Regions from separate parts of the Homo sapiens genome. Here region 1 is linked to region 2. The links are chromatin contacts, found by Hi-C or POLR2A ChIA-PET in ENCODE. All regions are on one chromosome and are shown on one strand. The core of a region is the stretch at or near the end of the contact, and the rest is flanking DNA. Distances in the headings are between cores, read along the strand shown. Region 1 has its middle 76 kb from the start of LNCOG. Region 2 holds the start of PHLDA1 (pleckstrin homology like domain family A member 1).

Region 1 (5,497 bases), core at 1,537-4,036, 150 kb after region 2:
AACTGTGAATGGTGTCTTGAAGCTCTAGAGGCAACTGCCTCAATGGTGGAACCAGCAGTGTGCTGCTGCCTAGAGATGTGCCTGACTCCATATGGTAGGGAGATAAGGGATCCAGGAGTGTCTCATGGGCCAGTGTGGGCCAAGAAGAGCAGTGTGGGTGTTAAAACATTATTCATGATGCTTGGTAAGATGGTAAGGAAGACTGTATTTAAGGGAGGCCATAGCGACATGGATTGGGACCACAGAAATGGGGTCTTGTAGTGGGGGAGAGAGAATGGACTTGATTTCCCTTCCTTCCTTCCTTCTTTCCTTCCTTCCTTCTTCCTTTCCTTCCTTCCTTCTTCTCTTCCTTCCTTCTTTCCTTCCTTCCTTCATTCTTTCCTTCTTTCCTTCCTCTCTTTCTCTCTTTTTCTCTCTTTCTCCCTTTCTCTTTCTTTCTCCCTTCCTTCCTTTCTCCCTTCTTATCCTCTCTTTTCTTTTTTCTTTTCTATTTTCTTTTCTTTTCTTTTCTTTTCCTTTCCTTTCTTTTCGACAGTCTTGTTCTGTTGCCCAGGCTGGAGGACAGTAGGGAGATCATGACTCACTGAAGCCTCGAACTCCCCGGGCTCAGGTGATTCTCCCACCTCAGCCTCCCGAGTAGCTGGGACTACAGGTGCATGCCACCACTCCTGGCTAACTTTTGTGGAGATGGGGTTTGGCTATATTGCCCAGGCTGATTCCAAACTCCTGGGCTCAAGCAATTCACCTGTCTTAGCCTCCTAAAGTGCTGGGATTACAAGCATGATCCACTGAGCCCAGACTTCGGCTTGACTTTAATTCCAACAAGGACAAGTGGGGATTTATAGCCACGGAGCAGGATAGGAGTCAGTGGATGGAAAGTGACTAAGAGGAGAGATCAGGTTTAAGGGAGATTCTTGCTAGATGGACTCAACAGAATTCTTGCTGAAGGTATACTGGGTGCAGTGGCTCCCACCTATAGTCCCACCTATTTGGGAGGCTGAGGATTGAGGATCACTTGAGGCCAGGAGTTCAAGACTGTATTGTGCCATGATTACACCTATGCATAGCCACTGCATCCCAGCCTGGGCTACATAGAGAGACCCTGTCTTAAAAAAGAAAAAGAAAAAAAAGTATTCTTGCTTAAGGCAGGCCAGGGTAAGATATTGAAGGTGGTCAGATACCCAGTGTGGAGAATTTTCACTAACCTGACTTAGCAGGATTCTTCCTCTAACTGGATTCTACAAAGACAGAGAAGGAAACCCAAGGTCTGGCCTAGTCAGAAAAGACCCAAGGCAGCCTGACTCAAGCTTGGCCAAAGAAGAGAGCCTTTGTCAGGAGCTCTTTTTGTCAACTAGGCTGCCTGGAGGGGCCTATGTATCTTGAGGTGAAGAAAGTGTCACAAATGGCCATTGAAAGAGTTCAGAAAGTGCTACCCCAAAATATGCTACTTTGGCATATTAATTATTTTGAACTAAAGGCAACTGAGAATGAGCCAACAAAGGAAAAGCCCTTTACTTTCCCCTCAGCTGCCTAAACTAAAGCATAAGTTTTCTCATTTAAAGGAATTTTATTTTATTTTTTGAGACAGTCTCACTCTGTTGCCCCGGCGTGATCTCAGCTCACTGCCACCTCTACCTCCCAGGTTCAAGCGATTCTACTGCCTCAGCCTCCCGAGTAGCTGGGATTACAGGTGCGTGCCACCACACCTGGCTACTTTTTGTATTTTTAGTGGAGACAGGGTTTCCTCATGTTGGCCAGGCTGTTCTTGAACTCCTGACCTCAAGTGACCTGCCTGCCTCAGCCTCCCAAAGTGCTGGGATTACAGGCGTGAGCCACCGCGCCCAGCCTAAAGGAATTTTCTAAAGACATTTTTATTACTAAAGATATCTTTTATTACTAAAGATATCAGTACCAGAAAGAGAGCTACTCCTAGACAACTTTTCTCACCTGAGAGACGCTTATCTGCACCACACGACAACCTTTATTCACCATACATTTCCTCTCCTCTTCCCATAATTTGTCTCCACCCATCTTCCCACCCAGAAATTCTAACCCCTATTCCTCTCTGTAGCTCCTGATAATATATGAGTTTCAATCATCTGACCCCTTCCTTGAGTCTTATATTTTTGTGGGTCTCCTGTGTGTGCAGACACAATTCAATTTTTTTTCGCCTGTTATTCTGTCTTATTTCAGTTAAATTCTTGGACCAGTCACAGATTCCAGAAAGGTAGAAGAAAGCATTTTTCCTTCCTTGCACCACCCAAAGGAGAGCATGATCAGCCCAGGTCAAGGGAAGAGCAAGAAACTCTGAAGAACCCATGAAATCTCCCATGAGAAAAGAATCAACTGCTACCCTCTCTTGTTCTCATCCAAGGTTTCCCACTTCAACCATTACCAAGTTCAGCCAAGTAACAGTGTCATATTTTCTTCCTTTTCCTCCCTCTCCCTATTTTGACCCCAGCCAGAGAGAAATCACAGGTGGCACAGGTGAGCTGGGAGAAAAGAGAGAACGGAAGGATCACAAACTCCTTCCACATGCAGGCTTTCGACACAAGCCCAGGCTGGAGAAGAGGTGATGGTTTAGCCCTGATCTCACGTTTGGATTTTTTATTATTATGTGAGACCAACTATATTAACTTTCTAAAATAGGATTGTTTTACAACTAAAAGTGACTAACACTGAGAGTGGCCCAAGACTCTCCATGAACAAGAAAAGTTTGTCTCCACTGATAAGAGTTTAAAATGATGGAGCAAGACAAATATAGTGTTTGGATCACATTCTATGGGTCATGCTTGTACAACATATGGTTACATAAGCACAGAGCAGCAGGGACTTCCCACCGCTTCCCTAAGAGAAGCCCTGTACTGATTCTGTCAGCTGCATTCTCAGCCTTGGCTCCTGGGATAAAAATGTCTATTGGATGAGGATCTGAAACATCAGATTCTGAAACTTTTTGTCTGGGAAAGTGCCAGGTGACTCAGAGCTGCGTAATGTAACGAAATGAGTCAGATCATCTCTCAATGTGCTCTAAATGAATCTGCTGTCTTTAAAATGGTGGCAGCCTTTCTCCATGGTCCTGGTTGGAAATAAGTACGTTCATTTATTCATTCATGTTTGAGCAGCTATCAGGTACTGAAGATTAAAAAAACAATGAAACACAGGCATAAGCTGCAATGATACAATCTGCTTTGTGCTCTTCTTTTAGTGCAGAGGAGGAAATGACTCTAACAGAGATGGTAATTAAAATGAGGCTTGATCAGGAACTGCTAAAATTGGTAGATCTCAACCTCACTGGTGTGTTTGGAATCACCTGAGGTTCCTTGAAAATACCATCTTTTACCCTTGAGAGATTCTGATTCATTGGTTTGGGCTTCTGTTTGGGCATCAAAATTTATTTAAAAAATTCCCCAGATAATTCTAATGTGCAGTCAAGATTGTGAACCCTTGCCTACATAAACATAACAAATCTAAGTACCAAGGTGCCAAGATGATAATAGGTGTATTAACATTTTATTTTTATATGAATTAGACATTTTCAGCTTATGAAATGAAAGCCAGGGATAAATATTTTAATGTGTGCATGAGCCTTTGACAATCTTTTGTATTCCTCTTCAGATATCTAATTTATTAATAAAAGAAACACTAGCACATGTTACCACCTATCAGAGAGCACATTTTTTCCAATGATCTTTATAGATTATCATTTTTCACTTTTCTGTAAAATCTGTTTTTACTAATAGACTCTGGTCTTGAACTAGTCTATAAAAACAAAGTTCATACATTAAAATGTTGAGTAGAATATTAATAAGACATATCTATTAGTTCATAAGAAACAATCTTTTAATTTTTCTTGGAGGTTTCAGTATCTCTGATGCAATAGTAGAGGCTGCCTTAAAAACTAAAATAATATTCATTTCTGCTGGATCTTTGAGTAAAATATAAAAGAAAAAAAGAAAAAAGAAAATCAAATAATAATATACAAGATGCCAAAACTTCAAATTAATTCGCCAGCTTGCTCCTGGGTGTCAGTTATAGAAAGAAAAGATGAAAAAAATTCCAAGATTTTATACAAATTTACTATATGTTTTTGTTTTAAAAATCATATTAGAACTAAAGGTGAAAATTAGTCAGTTGTAACTTCCGGGTCCATCACTAGCCATGTAATTTGTTTTATACTCTGAAGGCAAATGTCCAGTGTGAAATAATACCAGGTACTTACCTCAGGTAACTTCAATTGTTTAAAAACACCCACACCCACACGCACCAATGTCCATGTGGTAGCCACATGTGGGAGTGATTCTTGCCTATTCCATCAGTAACATTTAGAAGGGGTAGAAAATTGATGTTTTTTCCTTTTTATATCATTACGTACATTGTCTTCAAAGTATTTTTTAAGTTCTCTAAATCAATTTTTTCTACCCATCTCTCTCTTTAAAGTGGTCTTTTCTTTCTGATTTTTTGTTTCCCAGTCTCCCTTCCCTCTCCTCCCCTCCCCTCTGCCCCCTTCCTTTTCTCTCTCTCTCTCTCTCTCTTCTTTCTTTCTTTCTTTTGAGACGAGAGTCTCACTCTGTCACCCAGGCTGGAGTGCAGTAGCACCATCTCAGCTCACTGCAACCTCTGCCTCCTGGGTTCAAGCGATTCTCATGCCTCAGCCTCCCGAGTAGCTGGGACCACAGGCGTGCACTACCACGCCTGGCTAATTTTTGTATTTTTAGTAGAGATGGGGTTTCACCATGTTGGCCATGCTGGTGTTGAACTCCTGACCTCAGATGATCTGCCCACCTCGGCCTCCCAAAGGGCTGGGATTACAGGTGTGAGCCACTGTACCTAGCTCCCAGTCTTTCTTTCTATTAATCAAACTGTATTCTCAGTGATAATAGTGGCCCCTCCACTCACTTAGTCCAATCTTTCATTCATTAATCCACTATTTGTGATATGACAATTAATTCTATTATAATCAAATGTCCTGCTGCAGATAATGGCTTGTGACATCAAAATTTTGGAAAGAAAAGACTTGTTGATTTCTTTACTGATAGATTGAGTATCTTGCTTCATATTCCAACTCTCTTTGAGCAGAGTTTAATCAACAGGGCAACTTCTTGGTATATAACAAAACCCGACGCTAGTGTCCCTGGGCAGTCTCTCTTACCTGCCACCTTCTCTTCACCCCCACTTCTCACTAGTCCCTTTCACCAGGTGGCTGGGAACCTGTGATAAACCAGAGTAAAATGCTTAACTACATTAGGAGGTTGAAGAATCTGCATCATAAACTGTTCTGTTTTCAGCAGGTATTTCTTTTTAAAATTCTTTCCGCCATTCTTTTTTGCCTTCCCCTCTTTACTCCCATTGTCTTATTCTTCTATGTATGTTTTTTTTGTTTGTTTTCTTCCTTCCTCTTTCATCCATCTCCTGTACCAACCTATGTCACAGCCAGAGATCTTCGGGCATTATTGACCGTCACCAGTAGCCCCAATGCCTTCTGAGAAGTCCCTCGCCT
Region 2 (5,368 bases), core at 1-2,500:
GCTGCCCCTTTCAGGCAGAGTTGGAGGTGCTGCGGAGAAGCCGGTGCCCGTGCGGCTGCGAGTGCGGCTGTGGGTGTGGGTGCGGTATTTGGTGCGGATGCGGGTGCGGGTGAGGGTGTGGGTGCGAGTGAGGATGAGAGTGTGGATGTGGATGTGGATGCGGATACGGGTGGAGCTGCTGGGGCTGAGGCTTGGGTTGGGGCTGAGGCTGGGGTTGTGATTGGGGCTGGGGTTGCGGCTGAGGCTGAGGCTGGGGTTGGGGCTGGAGCTGCGGCTGCGGCTGCGGCTGCGAGGGGGGCTGCTGCTGGACCAGGTGCTGCTGCTTCTGCCGCGTGGATTTGACCGCCAGGATGGCCTGACGATTCTTGTACTGCACCATCTGCAGCGTGATCTCGGCGTTCCAGCCCTGGTCTTGCGGGCACCGAAAGTCGATCTCCTTGCCCTCTGCCATCACCACAGTGAAGTACATGTACTTGCCCTTGCGCTCCACACAGTCCACGGTCTTCATGTTGGAGAAGTGCAGTTCCTTGAGCTTGACCGGCGGCTCGAGGCTGGCGACAGCGGGGCCACTGGGTTGGGACGGCTCGGCCGGCCCCTGCCCGGGCTGTTGTTGCTGCTGCTGCTGCTGCTGTTGCTGCTGCTGCTGCTGGTGTTGCAGCTGCTTGGGCGGGATAAGCAGCAGCCCTTCCTCGGTGAGGATGCAACACTTTTTCTTCCAGAGCTGCAACAACCCGTCGCTGCGCTTCTCCAGCACGCCCTCCTTCAGCGCTTTGCAGCCGCTACTCTCCAGCATCCTCCCAGCATAAGAGGGGCCGCCGCTTGGCTCGGCCTCTCCGTTTCCAGCCGCGCGGGCCGGGGGCAGCAGCAGCAGCCTCGCGCCGTCCTCGCCCCAGCGGCTCCCACGGCCGCCTGCCCGGAGCGCGCAGAGGAGGCTAACACGCAGGAGGCAGAGCGGCGGCGGCGGCTCTGGGTCCCGGCAGAGGGACAGCCGCGTCCTGATGCGCCACAAGGTCCCGGAGCTCCGAGCTGCCGGGCCTCTGCCGTCCTCTTGCGAGCGCTCACTGAAGGGCACTGGCCGGGCCCCCTCGCGGCGCTTTTGAATGGGCCATCTTCCCCACCCCCGAGTGACACCCAGCGGAAAAGGCGGCTCCTGGCGCCCGCACCGCGGGGGAAAGCCCAGCTCCAAGAGGCGCTCGGCAGCCGGCGCACGCCTCATTAACTTGGGGCCTTTCCAAAGCCCGCTGCGTCCACGCCCTCCAGCGTCTCTTGCTCCGCCTCTCGCCGCCCACTTGCTTCCGCGCTCGTTCCCCTGGAAGGCGACCCGGACCCGAGCCCCGGAAACTCCTCTCCTCTACCCAGGGCGATCGCCCAAGGAGCCCTGGCTGCCTGACTACTGCCGACGCTCACAGGGCGCTGCGAGGCCATCCCCCGCGTCCCGCTTCTCCCCGGCCCGCGGGACTCTCTGCTAACAGCCTCAGAAAGTGAGGACGGGGGCGCGGAGGCGGGGGCAGCCTCCAGGCAGTGCTGCCTCTCGGTTCTTGGGAATTAGCCCGGGGGATTCGCGCTGGGCTCCGAGAGCCCGCAGAACCAGCGTCGTGTCCTGGGCGAGCTGGGAGGCCGGGGCCGAGTCCCGCGAGTCCCGCGAGTGTGCCTCCCCCGGACGCCTAGGTAAACAACTGAGCGCACAGAGGCCGAGAGGACATCGTGTCTTCCCACGCATATTCGCTCACGGTCACTAAGTAGCTCTTCTTGGAAAGAGGGCGATTGTTAAAGCAATAGTGCGACTGTCGGGCTTGCCACGGGTGGAGAGAGGCGGACCCACGTCAGGTCGCATCTCGCCTGCTTTTCTCGACCCCGACCGCAGGCGCTAACCCGTCTTCGGCTTTCTTCTTGACCCGTACGGTTTGCAACGTCTCTTAAAACAGTAACTCAACTCTCTACAAACCGGGGTAATATCCGGTGCTGAGATCCCACACTGCAAGGCGCAGTTCCAAACGTCTGGTCGGCCTCGCAGGTCCCTCTTTCCAAGGCCTAGCCAGATCTTGGTTTTGGAATCTCATTTATCTGTGACCTGGGGAATGCAATACCCCCAGCTCCCTCCTACTCCTACATTTAAACAATGCCTATAGAAGCCGCTTCCTGGGAAGTAAGGCATAACCGAGACCTAGCCTCCCGGTAGGGAAGTTCATCCGTTTAGTAAACAGCCCCAACTACGTGCGGACCCTCACGGGGATACGAAGAATTCAACCAGGGCTGGACAAGTCAGAGTGGGCCAAGGTAAGAGTTACGGCTGCTACTGTGCCCACGTTGGAACAGATAGATTAGTTCATCTGCTAGTTGTGTGGCAAGAGCAAAGAATTCAAGAGGGGAAGAGAAAGTGAGAGGAGCTTAGAGAGCTAAGCAAGAATCGAATCCTTTGTGTGTCATGGTAAGAAATTCGAACTTAATACCAAGGTAGTCAGAACAAAGGACAACTTTTATACACGAGGGCGTCCTGAATATTCATCTAAGAAACAATGTCTGATCAAACGGGACAATCCAGCCAGCAATCCTGAGTCCCACCGGATTATGCTTGGCCAGCTTTCTAGCCTTCACATTGTTAATTTATTAGCAATCTTTTCAGGAGAAAGGCAATTATTAAAATTATGTGGACTTCTAGTAAAATTATCTCGAAGATTTACAATTATGTATACCAATAACAAAAAAACTACATGTTTTCTGCTCCCCTGCCTTTGTAGGACAAGTGAGCATTCCAGAGAATTTCTACATGACCAGCTGTTCATTCTTTTAAGAGGATGACATTCTTCAGCTCATCTGGAAAGGATACTTCCTTTAAGTCTGTTATTCACAGTCTCCAAGGGCAGGTGTAGTTGGGAAAGACATTTCATATGGAAAAACAAACTTGATAGGGTAAAAAAAAAAAAAATGAGATGTAATCTGGAGGCCCAAGTCATTTTCTTAGGAGAAACTCAAATGTGTTTGGTGTTATCTAACCTTCTGCAGTTTATCAGTCTGAAACAAATGCATTCTATTCTCATTTGAAAATGTCTGAACAGCCACCAATTTTCAAAATCACCCATTTAACTAGAGACTTTAAAGCCCAGAATTTGCAGTTACGTATTTCAGAATGATTTAGTAATTTTGTGAGCAGCTCAGAGGTTAAGTCTACAATGTCTGACTACGGTGCATTATTGAAAATATCAGTAGTGTAAGGATCCCGTAGATTGGTGATAACTTTGCTCTTGTTATTTCAACAGTTACCACCAACAGTTGGTGACTTAACAAATTAAGAGCATAGTTGCCATATGCTCATATTTGGCAAATATGTCAAAATGGCCATATTTGCCAATTTTTAAGACAATAAATTCACAGAAAATGCATTACAGAAAATAACTTAAAAAAAAAAAAAACAACTTTTGGGCCAGGCATGGTGGTTCACACCTGTAATACCAACACTCTAGGAGGCTGAGGTGAGAGGATCCCTTGAGCCCAGGAGTTTGAAACCAACCTGGGCTACATGGCAAGGCCTCCCTCTACAAATGTAAAAAAAAAATTAGCCAGGTGTGGTGGCATGCGCCATGTAGCCCCAGCTACTTGGGAGGCTGAGGTGGAGGACTGTTTGAGCCCAGAAGTTCAAGGTTGCAGGAGCTAGGATCGCACCACTATACAAGCCTGGGTGGCAGCAAGACCCTGTTTAAAAAAAAAAAAAAATTCAGCTGTATATGCAATGAAAACCTACAAGTCACTGAAAAGTTACTGAAGTTTAGAAAACTAGCCAACAAAATCATTGCTTTGGTAAACAAATTTGAAATGGCTAATTGAAAGTACATTTTACAGCTGGCAATATAAAGTTATCTATCAGCAGCACTGGACAGTTCATTTTCTTCTCTTGGATAAAGTTTATCACTTGGCTTCAAGGACATCACTCAGTTTTCCTTTACATCTCCAGTGTCTCCTCTATGAGGTGCTTTCTCTTCTCTCCAAACTTTTAATGTTGGAATGCCCCAAGTCTTTGTCTTTGGCTCTCTTCTTTATCTACACTCATTCCCTTGTTGATATCCAGTCTCATCACTTTTAATAACATCTATATGCCAGAGTCCCAAATTTATACCCCCAACTTATATCCAACTGCTTACTGCCGAAGAATAAAACACTGAAGTTAAAAAATAATAAACATACCAGGCAAGGGAACACTTACTAGTAAAGCCATTTACTGAGTAGTTCACTAAAGGTTTAAGTCTGAGGGGATTTTAGGTCATAGGAAAAAAAAAAAAAAACTGAAAAAGAACACTCGGATGGTCAGAGGAGTCTGTAATTCATACACAATAGGTTTTAACAAATTCCTACATGGAACTGCTCCAGTTTATAGGTTAGAATTAACTATAGTGAAAAACAGCCTTCAGTTTTTATCAATTCCAGGCCAGTGAGTGCTACTATAAGTTGAAAATTCTCCATTTACACTTCTCTACAGTACGGCTTGTGTAGTCTAAGAAATCAAACATGTGAATGAGCTCCCAAACTATTTTCCTCACTCTAACCTACTCTACCTGCAGCCCCCTTTCTCAGTTGACAGCAATCCTCTGTACAGATGCTCAAACTAAAAACCGTAGATCAGTACTGCCCTTACACCAGGCCAGGAAAGGCCCTTATCCAAGGCCCTGAGCTTTAGGATTGAGTGCTTTAGAGTCAAGATGACATGTCAATCTAGAGAGCATACTCATTCTGCACTACACTCTAGGTACTCAAGACCCCAAATACCCTGCCCAGAATAGCCCCAGCTGTTCCAGGAAATGCATTACATCATCATTGCATGCACTGATGTGTTAGGGGGATAGGGCAGTTCGAATATACTGGTTATGGCATCCAAGTAAATGTGCAGGAGGCCCCTTGCCATACAGTTCAGAGCCGGGGTGGGAAGAAAAGGAAGGTGGCTCATGGGCTGAGGGTCAGCTCTGCCCGCAAGTTATATTCTGGCATAAATACAAACCTGGCTTCCCAGTTCTAATGAAAGTTTGTCAAGACAGGCACATTGGGCATATTTTCATTAAACAGTACTTTTAAATATTTAAACATACGGTATCTCCATTGTACTCTTGCCCCAGGCCTTCAAGTGTGTAGAATCATGCCTGCCTTGTAGTAATTTTTTTCTCTCCCAATATTTAATCTACACATTTAGTCAGGAAATCCTACTGGTTAGGCCTTCAACTACATCTGGATTCTGTCCACTTCCTTCATTACCACCCTGATCCAAATCACCATCATATCCCCCCACTGGATTACTATGATGGCCTCCTAACTTGTCTCCCTGATTCTATCCTTGTTATCTATTTTCAGCATAGCACCCAAAGTTATCTCCATCACTTTCTTC

Evidence for each region. Hi-C counts contacts between places; a loop is a spot of excess contacts on that map. ChIA-PET counts read pairs that join two places held with the same protein, here RNA polymerase II (POLR2A). Pooled maps may share reads with other maps.
Region 1: a loop to region 2 is called in a pooled map, with 5 times the contacts of the local background. The contact joins the enhancer-like site here to the promoter of PHLDA1 in region 2. A Hi-C loop is called at or near these places in 6 of 50 pooled maps. POLR2A ChIA-PET finds 5 or more read pairs at or near these places in 2 of 52 experiments (GM12878 and activated CD4-positive, alpha-beta T cell).

What each region holds. Positions count from the first base shown.
Region 1 is chr12:76,180,712-76,186,208 of GRCh38, forward strand. No RefSeq gene overlaps it. Among named protein-coding and RNA genes, the nearest start is that of LNCOG, 76 kb to the right of the region's middle. Within about 2 kb of position 2,787, at least 4 of the 41 ENCODE cell types and tissues checked have a DNase peak (open chromatin) inside an H3K27ac peak, as active enhancers do.
Region 2 is chr12:76,030,526-76,035,893 of GRCh38, forward strand. PHLDA1 (pleckstrin homology like domain family A member 1) reads right to left here and starts at 1,251. Exons shown (of 2, transcript NM_007350.3): 1 at 1-1,251. The coding sequence starts at 1,216. The coding sequence ends at 11. PHLDA1-AS1 (PHLDA1 antisense RNA 1) reads left to right here. Exons shown (of 2, transcript NR_186034.1): 1 at 1-69; 2 at 386-853. PHLDA1-DT (PHLDA1 divergent transcript) reads left to right here and starts at 1,288. Exons shown (of 2, transcript NR_185978.1): 1 at 1,288-2,277; 2 at 2,739-3,864. RefSeq lists a silencer at 787-936 and an enhancer at 1,157-1,406.